Linked DNA regions of Homo sapiens: all the other regions are linked to region 1. A link is a contact called in ENCODE Hi-C data. All regions are on one chromosome and are shown on one strand. The core of a region is the stretch at or near the end of the contact, and the rest is flanking DNA. Distances in the headings are between cores, read along the strand shown. Region 1 has its middle 6.0 kb from the start of EIF3B. Region 2 overlaps ELFN1 (extracellular leucine rich repeat and fibronectin type III domain containing 1). Region 3 overlaps MAD1L1 (mitotic arrest deficient 1 like 1).

What was found. A loop is a pair of places that touch in the nucleus more often than their neighbours do. Pooled maps may share reads with other maps.
Region 2: a loop to region 1 is called in a pooled map, with 3 times the contacts of the local background. The contact joins two enhancer-like sites. A Hi-C loop is called at or near these places in 3 of 50 pooled maps.
Region 3: a loop to region 1 is called in a map of Right ventricle myocardium inferior, with 4 times the contacts of the local background. The contact joins two enhancer-like sites. A Hi-C loop is called at or near these places in 5 of 168 maps with a recorded cell type or tissue (CD4-positive, alpha-beta memory T cell, CD8-positive, alpha-beta T cell, Right ventricle myocardium inferior and 1 more), 9 of 37 single-sample maps with no recorded cell type and 10 of 50 pooled maps.

The regions. Positions count from the first base shown.
Region 1 is chr7:2,346,314-2,351,249 of GRCh38, reverse strand. It overlaps a transcript of SNX8 not described here. Among named protein-coding and RNA genes, the nearest start is that of EIF3B, 6.0 kb to the left of the region's middle. Within about 2 kb of position 3,074, at least 2 of the 41 ENCODE cell types and tissues checked have a DNase peak (open chromatin) inside an H3K27ac peak, as active enhancers do.
Region 2 is chr7:1,712,000-1,716,935 of GRCh38, reverse strand. All of the region lies in intron 3 of ELFN1 (extracellular leucine rich repeat and fibronectin type III domain containing 1), which reads right to left. Among named protein-coding and RNA genes, the nearest start is that of LNCRI, 20 kb to the right of the region's middle. RefSeq lists enhancers at 1-485, 2,405-3,304, 3,305-4,205. Within about 2 kb of position 3,052, at least 3 of the 41 ENCODE cell types and tissues checked have a DNase peak (open chromatin) inside an H3K27ac peak, as active enhancers do.
Region 3 is chr7:1,815,983-1,820,918 of GRCh38, reverse strand. MAD1L1 (mitotic arrest deficient 1 like 1) reads left to right here. Exons shown (of 19, transcript NM_001013836.2): 19 at 4,691-4,936. The coding sequence ends at 4,849. Among named protein-coding and RNA genes, the nearest start is that of MIR4655, 26 kb to the left of the region's middle. Within about 2 kb of position 2,643, at least 6 of the 41 ENCODE cell types and tissues checked have a DNase peak (open chromatin) inside an H3K27ac peak, as active enhancers do.

The sequences.
Region 1 (4,936 bases), core at 1,825-4,324:
AGGTGAAGGAGTGGGAAACCTGAGGCACCGCACCAACCCTGGCAGCAGAGATGGCCGGATGAGGCTCCCAGGCTGACCTGCAGCGTGGCCTGTGTTGTGCTTCCAGGGGTAGATTTTTTTCTTTTTGTTTTTGAGACAAGGTCTCACTCTGTCACCCAGGCCGGGAGCACAGTGGCGCAATCATGGCTCACTGCAGCCTCAAACTCCCAGGCTCGTGATCCTCCCGCCGCCTCCTCCTGAGTAGTTGAGACTATAGGCGTGCACCACTGTGCCCGGCTAATTTTTTAAATTGTTTATTTAGAGAGCGAGGCACAGTGGCTCCCACCGGTAATCCCAGCACTTTGGGAGAGTGAGGCAGGAGGATCACTTGAGGTCAGGAGTTCAAGACTAGCCTGGCCAACATGGTGAAACCCTATCTCTACTAAAAATACAAAATTTAGCCGGGTGTGGCCGCAGGCGCCTGTAATCCCAGCTACTCAGGAGGCTGAGGCAGGAGGATCACTTGAGCCCAGGAGGCAGAGGCTGCAGTGAGCCGAGGTTGTGCCACTGCACTCCAACCTAAATGACAGAGTGAGACTCTGTGTCAAAAAAAAAAAATTGTTTTTAGAGATGGGGGAGAGTGTCTCACTGTTAGCCCAAGCTGGTCTTGAACTCCTGGCTTAGAGCAAACCTTCTGCGTTGGCCTCCCAAAGTGCTGGGATTATAGGCATGAGCCACCGCGCTCGGCCCAGGGGTAAGCTTTAATTTCCCTCAAAACTCTTTCTAAAGAAACGTGACTTCATTTTAAGGCCAAATTTATAGTTTCCGTGAAATTATAAGTTTTATGGGTTTGTTGCATTTCTATTGATATTAACATTGGTTCATAACTATGAAAATGAAAAATGTTCCGCCACACGGCCCCTTGGGGAAGCCTGACCTGGCTGGGGAGAGAGGCTGCCTGAGCCCGGAGACTGGGCCGAGACTAACCCCTCCCTTGCTATCAAGAGAGCCTCAACGTCTCTAGGCCTCAGTTTTCTTACCTCGCAGGCTTGGGGGAGTTTGGATGAGATAATGTAGGAAAGCTGTGCCTTTATTTTCCTGTGGGTTTATCTTAACAGAATGAGAAGTATTTCCAAGTAGGCCAACCAGGTTCTGAGCGTGGGGATTTCATGTCTTTGAGGAAGAGGTTCAGAGCCGGGAAGTGTCCAGTCCCTGAGCCTGGGAGCCATGAACCGGGTGGTAGAGATCCAGGGTGACCCTTCCAGGGCCCAGGCAGGTGAGATCTCTAGTGGGGTGGCTCCGGGTGTAGCCTGGGAGCCTCATGCTGGGCTGGAGAGGACTGAGACTCTGACCTCACCACCTGTCCACCATGGGCCAGCCTGGGTGGGTTTGTGGACATTCAGGACCTGTCACAGGAGGCTGAGGCAGGAGGATAGCTTGAGCCTGGAAGGTTGAGGCTGCAGTGAGCCAGGATCGAGCCACTGCACTCCAGCCTGGGCAACAGAGTGAGACCTTGTCTTAAGAAAAGCTAAATTGGCCAGGCGCGGTGGCTCACGCCTGTAATCCCAACACTTTGGGAGCTGAGGTGGGCAGATCTCTTGAAGGCAGGAGTTCAACATCAGCCTAGACAACATGGTGAAATCTCATCTTTACAAAAAATTAGTTGTGTGTGGGGGCGTGCTCCTGTAGTCCCAGCTTCTTGGGAGGCTGAGGCAGGAGAATCGCTTGAACATGGGGTGGGGGTAGAGATTGCAGTGAGCCGAGATCACACCACTGCACTCTAGCCTGAGTGACAGAGTGATAAACTGTCTCAAAAAAAAAAAAGTTAAATTAAAAATATAGGGGGTAGGGTGAAAAAAATAAACTAAAAATATAACAAATTTAAAAATATAACACTTAAAAAAGGAAAATAATTTGGGAGATAGTGGTGGTGATGGCTGCGTCAGTGTGAACATGCTTTATGCCAATATACCATATGCTTTAACGTGGTTAAGATGGTACATTTTATGTTATGTACACTTTACTATAATATTACGCATTTTTTTTACTTTTTTTTTTTTTGTTTTTGAGACGGAGCCTCACTCTGTCACCCAGGCTGGAGTGCAGTGGTGTGATCTCGGCTCACTGCAACCTCCACCTCCCAGGTTCAAGCAGTTCTCCTGCCTCAGCCTCCTGAGTAGCTGGTATTGCAGGTGTAAGCCACCTCACCAGGCTTTTTTACAATTTTTTTAAAGAAAAAAAAATTGAAAGTCATGATTTTTTGGTTGTAGTTCTCTTGCTAACTTGTGGGTAGCCTATTTTTTTTTTTTTTTTTTTTTTTGAGACAGAGTCTCACTGTGTTGCCCAGGCTGGAGTGCAGTGGCACAATCTCTGCTCACTGTAACTCCGCCTCCCGGGTTCAAATGATTCTTCTGCCTCAGCCTCCCCAGTAGCTGAGATTACAGGCGCACACCACTATGCCCGTCTAATTTTTTTTTTTTAATTTTTAGTGGAGATGGGGTTTTACCATGTTGGCCAGCTGGCCTTGAACTCCTGACCTCAGGTGATCCGCCCGCCTCTCAGAGTGCTGGAATTACAGGTGTGAGCCACCGCGCCTGGCCACTGGCTGGGTAACCCTGAAAAAGATACTGGGCCGGGCACGGTGGCTCACGCCTGTAATCCCAGCACTTTGGGAGGCTGAGGCGGGTGGATCACAAGGTCAGGAGATCAAGACCATCCTGGCTAACACGGTGAAACCCCATCTCTACTGAAAATACAAAAAAATTAGCCGGGCCTGGTGGCGGGCGCCTGTAGTCCCAGCTACTCGGGAGGCTGAGGCAGGAGAATGGCGTGAACCCGGAAGGCGGAGCTTGCAGTGAGCCGAGATCGCGCCACTGCACTCCAGCCTGGGCGACAGAGCGAGACTCTGTCTCAAAAAAAAAAAAAAAAAAAAGAAAGAAAGAAAAGAAAAAGATACTGTACTCGCCAGAGCCTCTGCCTTGTCCTTCCTGGGTGGAGCGTGCAGGCTAGAGGGGGAGCTAGGTAGCTTGGACCCATTTAGGTGTCAGGAACTGTGGACAGAATTCGAGTTGGCAGAAGAAACGATTCACCTACAGATGGCGATCTTAGCCCGCCCTTTTCAGTGTGTGAACTAGGCTTGCTTTTTTTACTTAGTTTCTTTTTTAAATTCCTTACATAGTAGGAAGCCGAAAAAGCAGCTTTCTCTCCAGCAAGTTTCTCAGTATCTCAGTAATTTCTCCAGGATGTTCTACATAAACCGGTCTATGTCCAATCTCGCAGGGCACTTGGAGACGCAAAGAGGCATCCATGGATTCAAAGGGTCCAGTGTGGGCCAGGCGTGGTGGCTCACGCCTGTAATCTCAACACTGGGAGGCCGAAGCGGGCAGATCACCTGAGGTCAGGAGTTCCAGACCAGCCTGGCTAATATGGCGAAACCCCATGTACTAAAAATACAAAACTTAGCTGGCTGTGGTGGCACACGCCTGTAATTCCAGCTACTTGGGAGGCTGACACAGGAGAATTGCTTCAACCTGGGAGGTGGAGGTTGCAGTGAGCCGAGATCACACCACTGCACTCCAGCCTGGGTGACAGAGCAAGACTCCATCTCAACAAAACAAAGCAAAAGAAAATAAAATGAGCAAAAAAAAAAAAAAAAAAGAATCCAGTGTGGCCCCAAATCATCTGAACTTCCCTGTCTCGTTTGACCATGCTGGTTTCCTCCTGGTTTTCCCTGCCGCCTACTGCCTTCAGCCAAAGGCTCTTTTTTTTTTCTTTTTTTTTTTTTTTTTTTGAGACAGCATCTTGCTCTGTCGCCCAAGCTGGAGTGCAGTGGTGCTATCTTGGCTCCCTGCAATCTCCACCTCCTAGGTTCAAGCGATTCTCCTGTCTCAGCCTCCTGAGGATTGAGGACTACAGGCGCCCACCACGAAGCCTGACTAATTTTTGTATTTTTATTAGAAACAGGTTTCGCCGTGTTAGCCAGGCTGGTCTCAAACTCCTGACCTCAGGTGATCCGTCAGCCTCGGCCTCCCAAAGTGCTGGGATTACAGGCGTGAGCCACTGCGCCCAGCCCAAAGGCTCTTATTATTATTGTTTTGTGGAGATGGTGGGGGCGGAGGGTGTCTAGCTATGTTGCCCCAGCTGGTCTTGAACTTCTGGCCTCAAGTAATTCTCCTACCTCAGGCTCCCATGGCTGGATTACAGGTGAGCAACACACCCTGTTCAAAGACTTATTTGACTTTCTGCCCTATGATGCTTGGCTTCTTCAAATGTAGAGGAGTGAGGCATGGACAGGAATCAGATGCTCCCTATTTCCCTATTCCTTTTTTCTTTTTTTTTTTTTTTTTTTTGAGACGGAGTCTCAATCTCTGTCGCCCAGGCTGGCGTACAGTGGTGTGATCTCGGCTCACTGCAGCCTCCACCTCCCAGGCTCAAGAGATCCTCTGAACTCAGCCTCCTGAGTACTTGTGGCTACAGGTGTGAGCCACCATACTTGGCTAATTTTTTTCTGTTTTTTTTTTTTTTTTTTTTTTTGAGACGGAGTCCAGCCCAGGCTGGAGTGCAGTGGCGCAATCTCAGCTCACTGCAAGCTCCGCCTCCCAGGTTCACGCCATTCTCCTGCCTCAGCCTCCCAAGTAGCTGGGACTACAGGTGCCCACCACCACGCCCGGCTAATTTTTTGTATTTTAGTAGAGACGGGGTTTCACTGTGTTAGCCAGGATGGTCTCGATCTCCTGACCTCGTGATCCTCCCACCTCGGCCTCCCAAAGTGCTGGGATTACAGGTGTGAGCCACCGTGCCTGGCTGCCTCACCTTTTTTTTTTCGTTTTGAGAGTCTTGCTCTTTCAGCCAGGCTGGAGTGCAGTGGTGAAATCACAGCTCAGAGCAGCCTTGACCTCCTGGGTTCAAGCAACCCTCCTGTTTCGGCCTCCCCAGTAGCTGGGGCTACAGGCATGCA
Region 2 (4,936 bases), core at 1,803-4,302, 630 kb after region 1:
TGGCTCCCATGCCCCATGCCGGCTGCCTGCGCCCTGGCCCCTGCAGATCCTCCTCTTCTCCCTACTCTCCTTCCTCTCCCCTCCCCCTCCATGGCTGCCGTCAAGCCAGGCCTTGGTGCTGGCCTCCTCCCCAGGCCCTCCAGTTCCCCTGCACGCTCTCTGACCCACTTTAGCTGCTGGAATCACAGTTTCCCGGGTGAGGCTGGGGGAGTGCGGCTGCAGTCCTGGCTGTGAGTCACTGGGGCTGAGTTTGCAGGGGGAGGGGACAGCTATGACACGCATGCAGCCCCAGGGGTCATCACGTGACACGTATGCACAGGGATGCCTACACCTGTGTGTGCAGAATGTGGATATCCTTGCACATGCAGGGGACCTGGGGATCACACCTGTGCAGGCATGTAGCCGGGCCAGCCTGGGGCACACAAACACGCACGCACACACAGACATACGCCCACGTCCAGCGGCAGGAAGGAAGGCAGCTAAGGCTCTGGAGGGAGGATGGGGGAGAAAGACTCAGTGGCACCTGCCCAGATGGCTCGCCGGGCACATGCCAGGGCCCCAAGAGGGCTTCAGAATTTACCCAGGCCGTCACCTCACCAGATGCTGTGTGAGCCCCTGGGGCCTCCACAGCACACAACACGATGACCCTAGACCCTCTGGCTGTGGGACCAGCAGGGAAACCTGGAATTAGCTCAAGCCAAGGCTGGATTGCAGGGTAGTAGGACCTCAGGGTGGGCAGAACCTTGGGGTGGGCAGGACCTTGGGGTGAGCAGGGGATGGGAACACGTGGAAGAGGAGCAGGCACAGCTGAGAGGGCTCCTGGCTTCTCATTTACTTACTCACAGACCCTCACCCCCAACTCACTGAGGAAGAGCACAGAGAGGTTACATGACTTGCCTCTGTGTGCACAGCTGGTGAGCAATGGCGCCCACAGTTAAACCTGGGCCTGGGACAGATCCCTCCTGCTGGGTGCCAAACAGCAGGTCAGAGACCAGGGGTCAGAGGCCAGAGTTCAAAGTCGGGGGTAGGGTCTATGAAGGGAGGAGGCCAGAGCTCAGGCTGAAAGACAAACTCTGCGGCAGGGATGGGCAAACTGGGGCCGGAGGCAGCCTTCAGGAGCCCTGACCCAGGGGGAGGAGGGAATCTCCAGGTCCTGCCCAGCGGGAGAGGCCAGAGGCAGGGGGCTGGGCATCTGCAGCCACGCCTTCTGTCTGCTAATTAAGTTACAGGAGTCACAGGATGTAAATTACAGGAGTCACAGGATGTAAATTACAGGAGGAAATTAAAAGACAAATGAAGATCTAGGAGCAGAAGCTGGATCCCTGCAGCCTGGCCTGCCTGCAGGAGGAGGCTGATTGCAGCGGGGAAGGGGCTTTCTGGGAGGCAGAAGTGGGCAGGAGACCCAGGTGCTGGGGAGGGGAAAGGAATAGCTCCCTTCTCATCCAGGGTGGCCCACGGGGCGACTCCATCCAGGCTGGGCTTGGGCAGTCCCAGGTGTGTGCAGAGGGGAGACAGGATGGAGGCAGGGGGTGCCCTTGTGCCGGGCTCCTATGAGGAGAAGCAGCCAGGTGTGGGGTGGAGGCGGAAGCAGGGAGAACCCAGGCTGGGGGATGCCCCACAGTGGGCCGTGGCTCATCTCACAAATGCCAGCATGCAGCCTTGTGAATACCACCAGGACAAGGTCTATTGCCTGGCAACTAGTAGGTGCCAAACAACTACTTGGCAAATGAATAAGACATATAGTAAGCACCAACCCAAAGGCAGCAGTGACTGCCGTGGGCAAGAGAACGGCTCTTCTCTGCCGTTGGCTGAGAAGCTTCCTTCTCAGGCTGTTGGCTGCTACCTTCCTAATGACAAGGAACAGACTTAGCTGGTGTATTCCCTTCTCCTTCACCTCTACCCCACTTCCCAGTTTCCTGCCTGGGATGCAGATACGATGGCCAGAGGTGTGGCAGCCATCCTGAGGCCATGAGGACAAACGTCCGCAGTGGCAGAGCAGGAAGCTACAAGGAACCTGGACCATTGACAACCCCCTTAGGCTGTGTACCAGCTCCACTGCTGCTGTCTTTGCGTAAGAAAAATGACCCCCACGTGGGGTTCAACCATGCAGTGTTTAGGTTTGTCTTGCGCAGCCAAATTCAGTCCCTAGCTGACACAGCATAAAATACTACTGAATCATTTTATGAGAAAGTTACTCTCACTTTAAAACTCTTGATTACAACAAGAAGAAAGTCTCAGATCAGGGTTGGTGAGTCTTGAACACCTCTGCACACTTACTGCTCTCCCTTTTTAATAAAGCAATAGTAGGCCTTGGGCTCTGAGCCTCCCCCGGGGCTACAGCATCCAACTAGAATTTAATAACATTGTTTTGTTTCCACTGAATTTATTTTTATGATTATGAATTCTATTTATGGCAAGAGAGGCTTGTTTTCCATTTGTAGTAGTGCTATAAATCTTCCCTTTTAAATAAATGTATTTAAGTTTTTAAAAACTGAATGGATTTAGAGGAAGGCGGTAGGCTTGAAGTCAGAGGTGGTGTGGGGGGTGGTGAACGGACAGCTCTGGTGGGGATGCTGCCCAGCCCTGCACTGCTGCTTTGAAGGACAGTCTGTCCCGGGCAGGGGGAGCGGGCAGGGCTGGGGTGGTTAAGCCTGGCCCCTCCGCATGCTGGGGGCTGAGCCTCTGTCGTGAGAGGGTTTGTTCCACCTGGAGACAGGCGATGGGTTTCCCTTGGGGCTGGGGAATCTCTAGAAGATGCAACCTCAGAGGCGTAGGCTGGTCAACTGGGCGATGAGCTGTGGGCTGTGACTTGAAGCTGACCTGGTCACTGAGCCACTAACTCAACGTCCCAGGTTCCTTCCAGCCCGCCCGTGTGAGGCATGACTTCAAATGCGGGGACTCGGGGAGCCGGCGTGACCTTTTGCTGATTAGCTCGTGCTGTTTGCTCAGCAGCCGCCAGCTGATCTCTGGACGGCGGCTCAACATGCCAGCCACAGCCGCCTGTCACCCTCTGGCAGATAAACAATTGCTCCTGGAGAGGTGGGGGAGGGGAGCCGGGCGTGCGGCAGTGCTGGGGGAGTGGCACGCAGGGTGCGGGGATTGGCGAGGTGGCCTTGGGCGAGTCGCTGGGATGCCAGCCCTGCACTTGAGCAGCACCTCTGCTGGCAAGGACATCGCCCCCCCCTCCCCAGAGAGGGAAACCGAGACCTACGGAGGGGAAGGGGCTTGCAGAGAGGGTCTGGGCTCACCTCCATGGGCTCCCAGGCCCTGCTGCCTTCAACAGGCCTCTGCCTCCTATCACAGCCACCGGCCTCTCTCCCTGGTGCTGAAGGAGTCCAGCCAAGGTCACCCAGGGTCACAGGATACCAGAGAGCCCCTTCTAAACTCTCAATCACTGCCTGGATAAAAGCAACTTCTAGGGACCAGGCCTTGAACACAGGAAGTGGAGGGGAGGGGCAGGGGCTTTAGAAGCTGGGAAACTTCAACTCGCTGAGTGACAAAAGGATGTCCCTAGAAGGGATCTCGGAAACAATGCGTCCCACCCCAAGTTCCTGAGGAAGACTCAGCGGAGCGGCTGCCTCCACCGTCAGACCGCACAGGAGCCAGGGCCCATCTGTCTTGCCACCTGCCTTCTGAGGTGGGCCGGGCTGGGAAGCGTCCCATCTACTCATTCAACAAACATTTATGCACTGTCTCCCACCTGCCGGGCTCTGAGGCTCACAGCACAGAGTCTGCAGCCTGGGGCTGAAGCGAGAGAGAAGACAGAGATTTCATGCCTGGCGAGGACTCCGGAGGCTATGGGGCTGGGGTGATCCCACCAGGCTGTGGTGAGCCTGGAGGAGCCTGAACTTGGGCTGGGATGGAAGGACAGATATCTGTGGGAGGAAGGAAAGAACTAACATGGATGCAGCATCGGTGTTCCGGAGACTGCTGAGTTCCCACTCCATGCTCAGGGCAGTACCCAGGGTGGTCGAATGAGTATCTACTTGATGCCAGGCGGTCTACACATCCCACTGAACGCTTCCCTCCTGAGGGGCCTTATTTTCCCCATTTTATAGATAAAATGTGGGCAGGGACTTGAAGCTGTCCTGATAAAAGATAAGAGATAAAAGAGGGACGCCAGAGGTAGAAGATGACTTGCCCAGCATTTCACATCCAAAACCCAGCAGGGCAGAGCTTGTCTGACTTTTAAAAAGGAAAGAAAGCCTGGGTGTGGTGGCTCACACCTGTAATCCCAGCACTTTGGGAGGCTGAGGTGGGCGGATCACTTGAGGTCAGGAGTTTGAGACCAGCCTGGCCAACATGGCGAAACCCCGTCTCTACTGAAAATACAAAAATTAGCCGGGCATGGCAGCAGGTGCCTGTAATCCCAGCCACTTGGGAGGCTGAGGAAGGAGAATCACTTGAAAATTGGAGGTGGAGGTTGCAGTGAGCCGAGATTGCACCATTGCACTCCAGCCTGGGTGACAGGGCGAGACTCCGTCTCAAAAAAAAAAGAAAAAAAAAAAGGAAAGAAGGCTGGGCACCGTGGCTCATGCCTGTAATCCCAGCACTTTGGGAGGCCGAGGCGGGCAGATCACGAGGTCAGGAGATCGAGACCACCCTGGCTAACGGGGTGAAACCCCGTCTCTACTAAAAATACAAAAACTAGCTGGGCGTGGTGGCGGGTGCCTGTAGTCCCAGCTACTCAGGCCACTGCACTCCAGCCTGGGCGACAGAGCGAGACTCCTTCTCAAAGAAAAGAAAAGAAAAGAAAAGAAACAGACAAACTTGGGGGACAGGGTGTTTCCGGCAAAGGGACCCCCACACGAAAAGACACAGAGAGGGAAGGCCCGTAGCTGCTGCCAGGCATCTCAAGCAAAGCCCAGCTCACGCCTCCCAACCACTGTCCCATCCCCAACGGCTGTGGCAAAGGCCTGGGGTCCGCACAGCCCAG
Region 3 (4,936 bases), core at 1,394-3,893, 530 kb after region 1:
TAGTAGAGATGGGGTTTCACTGTGTTAGCCAGGATGGTCTTGATCTCCTGACCTCGTGATCCGCCCACCTCGGCCTCCCAAAGTGCTGGGATTACAGGCGTTCCCCCTTTTTAATCTTTGTCAGTTTTGCCAGGGGTTTATCAATTTATCGTTGCTGGTCTTTCTAACAAATTTTTGAGACAGGGTTTCACTCTGTTGCCCAGGCTGGAGTGCAGTGGTGTGATCATAGCTCACTACAGCCTCAAACTCCTAGGCCCACGTGATCCCACATACCTGGGGCTACAGGTGTATGCCACCACACCTGGCTGATTGATTATAGGGATGGGGTCTCACTGTGTTGTCCAGGCTGGTCTCAAACTCCAGGGCTCAAGTGATCCTCTCACCTTGGCCTCCCAAAGTGCAAAGATTACAGGTGTGAGCCCTGCTCCTGGCCGGCCTTATTGCTATTTTTTAAAGAAGCAGTTTTTGGTTTTAATAACTTTTGTTTTCCTGTTCATTCCTACTTGTATTATTTCCTCCTCCTGCTTCGGGCTTGTTTTTCCCTTCGTTTCTTGAAGTAGGAATTTAGAGAAGCGATTTGAGATCTTTCTCCTTTCCTGATACAGGCATTGAGTGCTGTCCGTTTCCCTCTAAGCACTGCCTTGGGTGCGTCTGGCAAATTTCATTATGCTGTATTCTTGTTTCCATTCTGTTCTCTTTTTTATTTCCTTCGAGGCATCCCATTTGACTCGTGGATTACTTAGAAGTGTGCTGTTTAATTTCCAGGCACTTACAGTTTTCCTGTTGTCTTTCTCTGACTGGTTTCTGGTTTTGATGTCCACTGGTGTGGCCTCCACCTCTTCACGCCACCCCACAGATGAACAGCATTCACATAACTTCCCAGTATCTCGAAGTAGCATCGTTTCCATTTCCTGCGTGTCTTCTCATTTTACTGCATTATTTCAGCTTTCCTTGTTTGAGCCAGGATTCAGGGCTTCCTTCATTCCATCTCTAGCTTCCTCCCCTCGAGTTTCCCAGTTCATGGAGTTTCTCTTGGACCCTCAGCAGCAGGGGGTCTTGTTCTTGACAGGAATCCCTCACACTTCCCCCTTGGCCTCCGAGCCCCACCACATCCTGCGGTTGGTGGTGTGTGGAGAAAGTGGTGTGTGGAGAGAGTTGGTGGTGTGCGCTGTCTCTGCTCTCCAAGCCCTTTGTCAGCCCCCACCCCTCCCTCACTCCGTGCCTCTTGTCCGTGCCCGCTGGGACACCATGGGGCTCGGCTCAGGGGATGGTGGGACCAGCGCTTAGTAAGACTAGTCAGCCCTAGGCACCGAGTGAGCACTGCTCACGTGGCAGAGCTGGAATGGGGGCCGGGCACACAATCCCTGGCCCACGTGTTCCACGGACATGCTGCAGAGGTCCCCGGCCCTCCAGGGCAGGCCCTCTCTGCTTCCAGAGGGGCAGGTGAGCCCCAGGCCAGGCCAGCGAGGGTCTGGACTAGAGTGCAGTGGCCACAATGGACGCCGCGAGTGTCTTCATTAAGAGTGAGTGTCTCAGTCTCCCCCAGGGCGCCCGCCAGCCACAGGGCCGCTATGTGCGCAGACTAGACAGGTGGCAGCTCGGGCCGGCCAGGCAGAGGGAGAGGAAGCCAGAGCCTGCGCGCAGGCAGCCTCAGAAGTATTTCCAGCCACAGCCAACGTGTCTTACTGGCAATTTGCTTTTTAAAAAATTGCAGTTTAATTTTAAGTGAGCAGCCCGTAATTACAGTGATTTACGAGGTACCTGGGGACTGTGTGATATTTGAACATGGCAGAGGGCTGAGCAGCGATGGCAGAGATGGATGGGCCCGGCGCCACTCATTCAGCAGGTCCTGCTAATGCCGGAGCGTTAGACCGAGGTGGAGCCTCCCAATGTGGCTGGGTACGCTGGGGGAAACGGAGTCAGAGGTGGGCTGCACAGCAGGTCGACTTGTTCACCGGGGGCTGGTGTTTTGCAAACGCTGGGTCTGCCTTCGTGTGGGGTTTGAGCTGGGAGAGTAGCACTGGTTACTCCTGCCTGTCTCCGTCCACCCCCACCCCCACCTGGAGGGCAGCGCGGTATATTAGGGCATCATTCTTCCAGAGCCGCCTGAGGCCGGCAGAGAGGAGGTGCTGTAGGAGCCGTGAGTGGGTTGCCCGGCCTACCATTGGGAGCAGCTGTCTTGCTGACGCTGGCGGGGTGCACCTGTTTCAAATAAAGAATGATCAGAGCTCACGCCTGTAATCCTCACGTCGTGGGCAGCTGAGGCAGGAGGATCACGTCAGGCCAGGAGTTTGAGACCAGCCAGGCCAGGAGTTTGAGACCAGCCTGGGCAAAATAGCTAAAGTCTATCTATCTCTCAAAAAAATTTAAAAATTAGCCAGGTGTGCTGGCACATGCCTGTCATTCCAACTGCTCAGGAGGCTGAGGTGGATCACTTGAGTCCGGGAGCTCGAGGCTGAGTGACCCGTTATCATGCCACTGCACTCCAGCCTGGGTGACAGAGTGAGACTCGTCTCTAAAAAAAAATATTTTTAGAAATGAACGGCCAGGCTCCCAAAGCCTGCCAGCCTCTGAGGGCCGGGGAAGGCGGGTGCCTGGAAAACAGCTATTCTCTGGTCCAGCCTGGCCAGAGTCTGCACCACAGTGCGTCAGGCCCAGCCAGGTTGCCAGCCCTGGGTTGGGAGGAGGGCGAAGGGCCGGCTGAGGAGACTTCTTCCCACACTGCCTCCCCACCCCTGCCCGGCAGCTGCAGGAGAATCAGCCCCTCTGACATTTAGGGGGAGAAATTCAGAATCAAGAGCAGAAGGCAGAAGTGAAAGGATTTTCTCAGCGAAAGGTCAGAGTGGTTTCTCTTGTTTTTGTTTAAAAATGGTTTGTGTTGAACTATGACAAGGCCAAATGTACTAAGGCAGCAGAAACAGGGGGAGGGCAGGGGGAGGGCACGGGGACGGCTCCTGAGAAACAGGAGGTGCAGGAACAGGTCAGGTCGCAGGGCCTCTGGGGCAGCACGTGCTCCAAAGGTGGTGAGGGGAGGGGCGACACCATCAGGGCGGGGCCCAGCCCAGGCATGCTCCGGTGGACAGGGGAGCTGCCAGGACCAAGCTGGATGGAGCCAGGCCGCCCTGTGGCTCCTGGGGAGGGTTCCCAGAGGGCTGCCGGGCGGAGGGAGCGCTTTCCAAAACGGTTTCCTGAGCTCCGATGCACACACATGCAGCTCACCCTCACGTCTAGCGCTCCATTAGTCTACCGTTCCGTTCCTCCCGGCACATTCAGTGCGCAGCCGCGACCAGTCTAACCGTGGCACATTTCCACTGGCCCTGAGCCCTGACGTGCCCCTCCAGGACATCCCCTGGGCACGGAGTTGTGTCGACAGGTCTCTGTGACTGGCTGGGCGTGTTTTCGGGGTTTGCCCGCGTGGCAGCGTGTATCAGAGTTCGGCTGTACGAAGCGGTGTTGACGGGTAAACCCGGTTTTGTGTCTCCCTCCGGCGGTTGAGGGCTGGTTCCGCGTTCCATCTGTTGGTGATGGGATCGTGTTGCCGTGGACACCCGTGCCGAGGTCTGTGCGTGGACTGCGCTCAGACCCCCTGGCTGCGCGCCCGGGCGGGTGCTGGGCCCATGGACTCTGCGTCCAGCTCTTTGAGGAGCTGCCGGCTGTTTGCAGTGGCCGCACCACACACGCTCCCGCCAGCGACGCGGAGGGTCTGATTCCCCTCGACCCAGCAGCTCATGGTGGTTGCTCTCAGTGGCCGTCGGCGCGAGGCGGCTCCGTGTCTCGCTCAGTTGCGGTTCACGTTTCCCCGGTGCCCAGCGTCCTGGCATGAGCTCATTGGCCGTGTGTGGCTCTTCTCTGGAGAAATGTTCAAGGGCCCCTTGTTTAATTGGCTCTTTCCTCTTCATGGTGGAGTTGTGGGAGTTCTGGGCATATTCTGGGTACAGGACTTTTCAGGGACGTGGTTTCAGAGGGAGCTTTGTGGTGGGCCGGGTTTGTGTCCTGCCTGACCTGGGGCTGTGTGGGTGCTGACCGGGGTGGGGCTGGCTCTCGGGGGCAGCTCAGAAGGGCCTCTGTCCACTCCCCACACAGCCCAGGACCGTGGCACAGCAGCTTGCTCAGACCTGCTGTGTGACTCCTGCCCTGTGTCCCCTGGGGCCTGCAGCGCTGTCTGGAAGCTCCTCCTTGCCCGTTCTCCAGTTACAGGAGGCCGCCCTCTGGGCTGCAGAATCCACAGAGCCAGACTCCCCCTGGGCCCCCAGCGCCCCCCTGCACAAGTGGGGAAACTAGGTCATGGGGCCCAGGCAGTGTGGAAGGCGTTGCAGGACTTGCCCAGGGCGTGGGGTCCTCCAGCCTCAGTGAAGAGTGGCACTAGGGCCTGGCACAGGTGCTGGAGCCCCCCAGGTGGAGGAAGGAGCAAGGTGGCAGCCCCTTGGGTGGGCACACCCCACAGTGCCTGGGACCCCCAACTGCCTGGGTAGATGACAGTGTAGACAACAGAGACCTTGCCCTGGGTTAATTCAGTCCCTTTAGGTGACCTGGAATAAGGCCTGGCAGGGTTGAGGACGCATCTACCCCTGTCCAGGTCCTCAGACTGAGGGAAGCCCCCATGGCTGGAGGGGCTGTGTAGGGAGGGAGGGGAGAGGGAGAGGCCTGTCGGGCTGACCGCTGTCTTGTCTCTTTCTTGACTGCCCCGCAGGCCACCAGCCCCTCGGGTTCCAAGATGCAGCTACTGGAGACAGAGTTCTCACACACCGTGGGCGAGCTCATCGAGGTGCACCTGCGGCGCCAGGACAGCATCCCTGCCTTCCTCAGCTCGCTCACCCTCGAGCTCTTCAGCCGCCAGACCGTGGCGTAGCCTGCAGGCTCGGGGGCATAGCCGGAGCCACTCTGCTTGGCCTGACCTGCAGGTCCCCTGCCCCGCCAGCCACAGGCTGGGTGCACG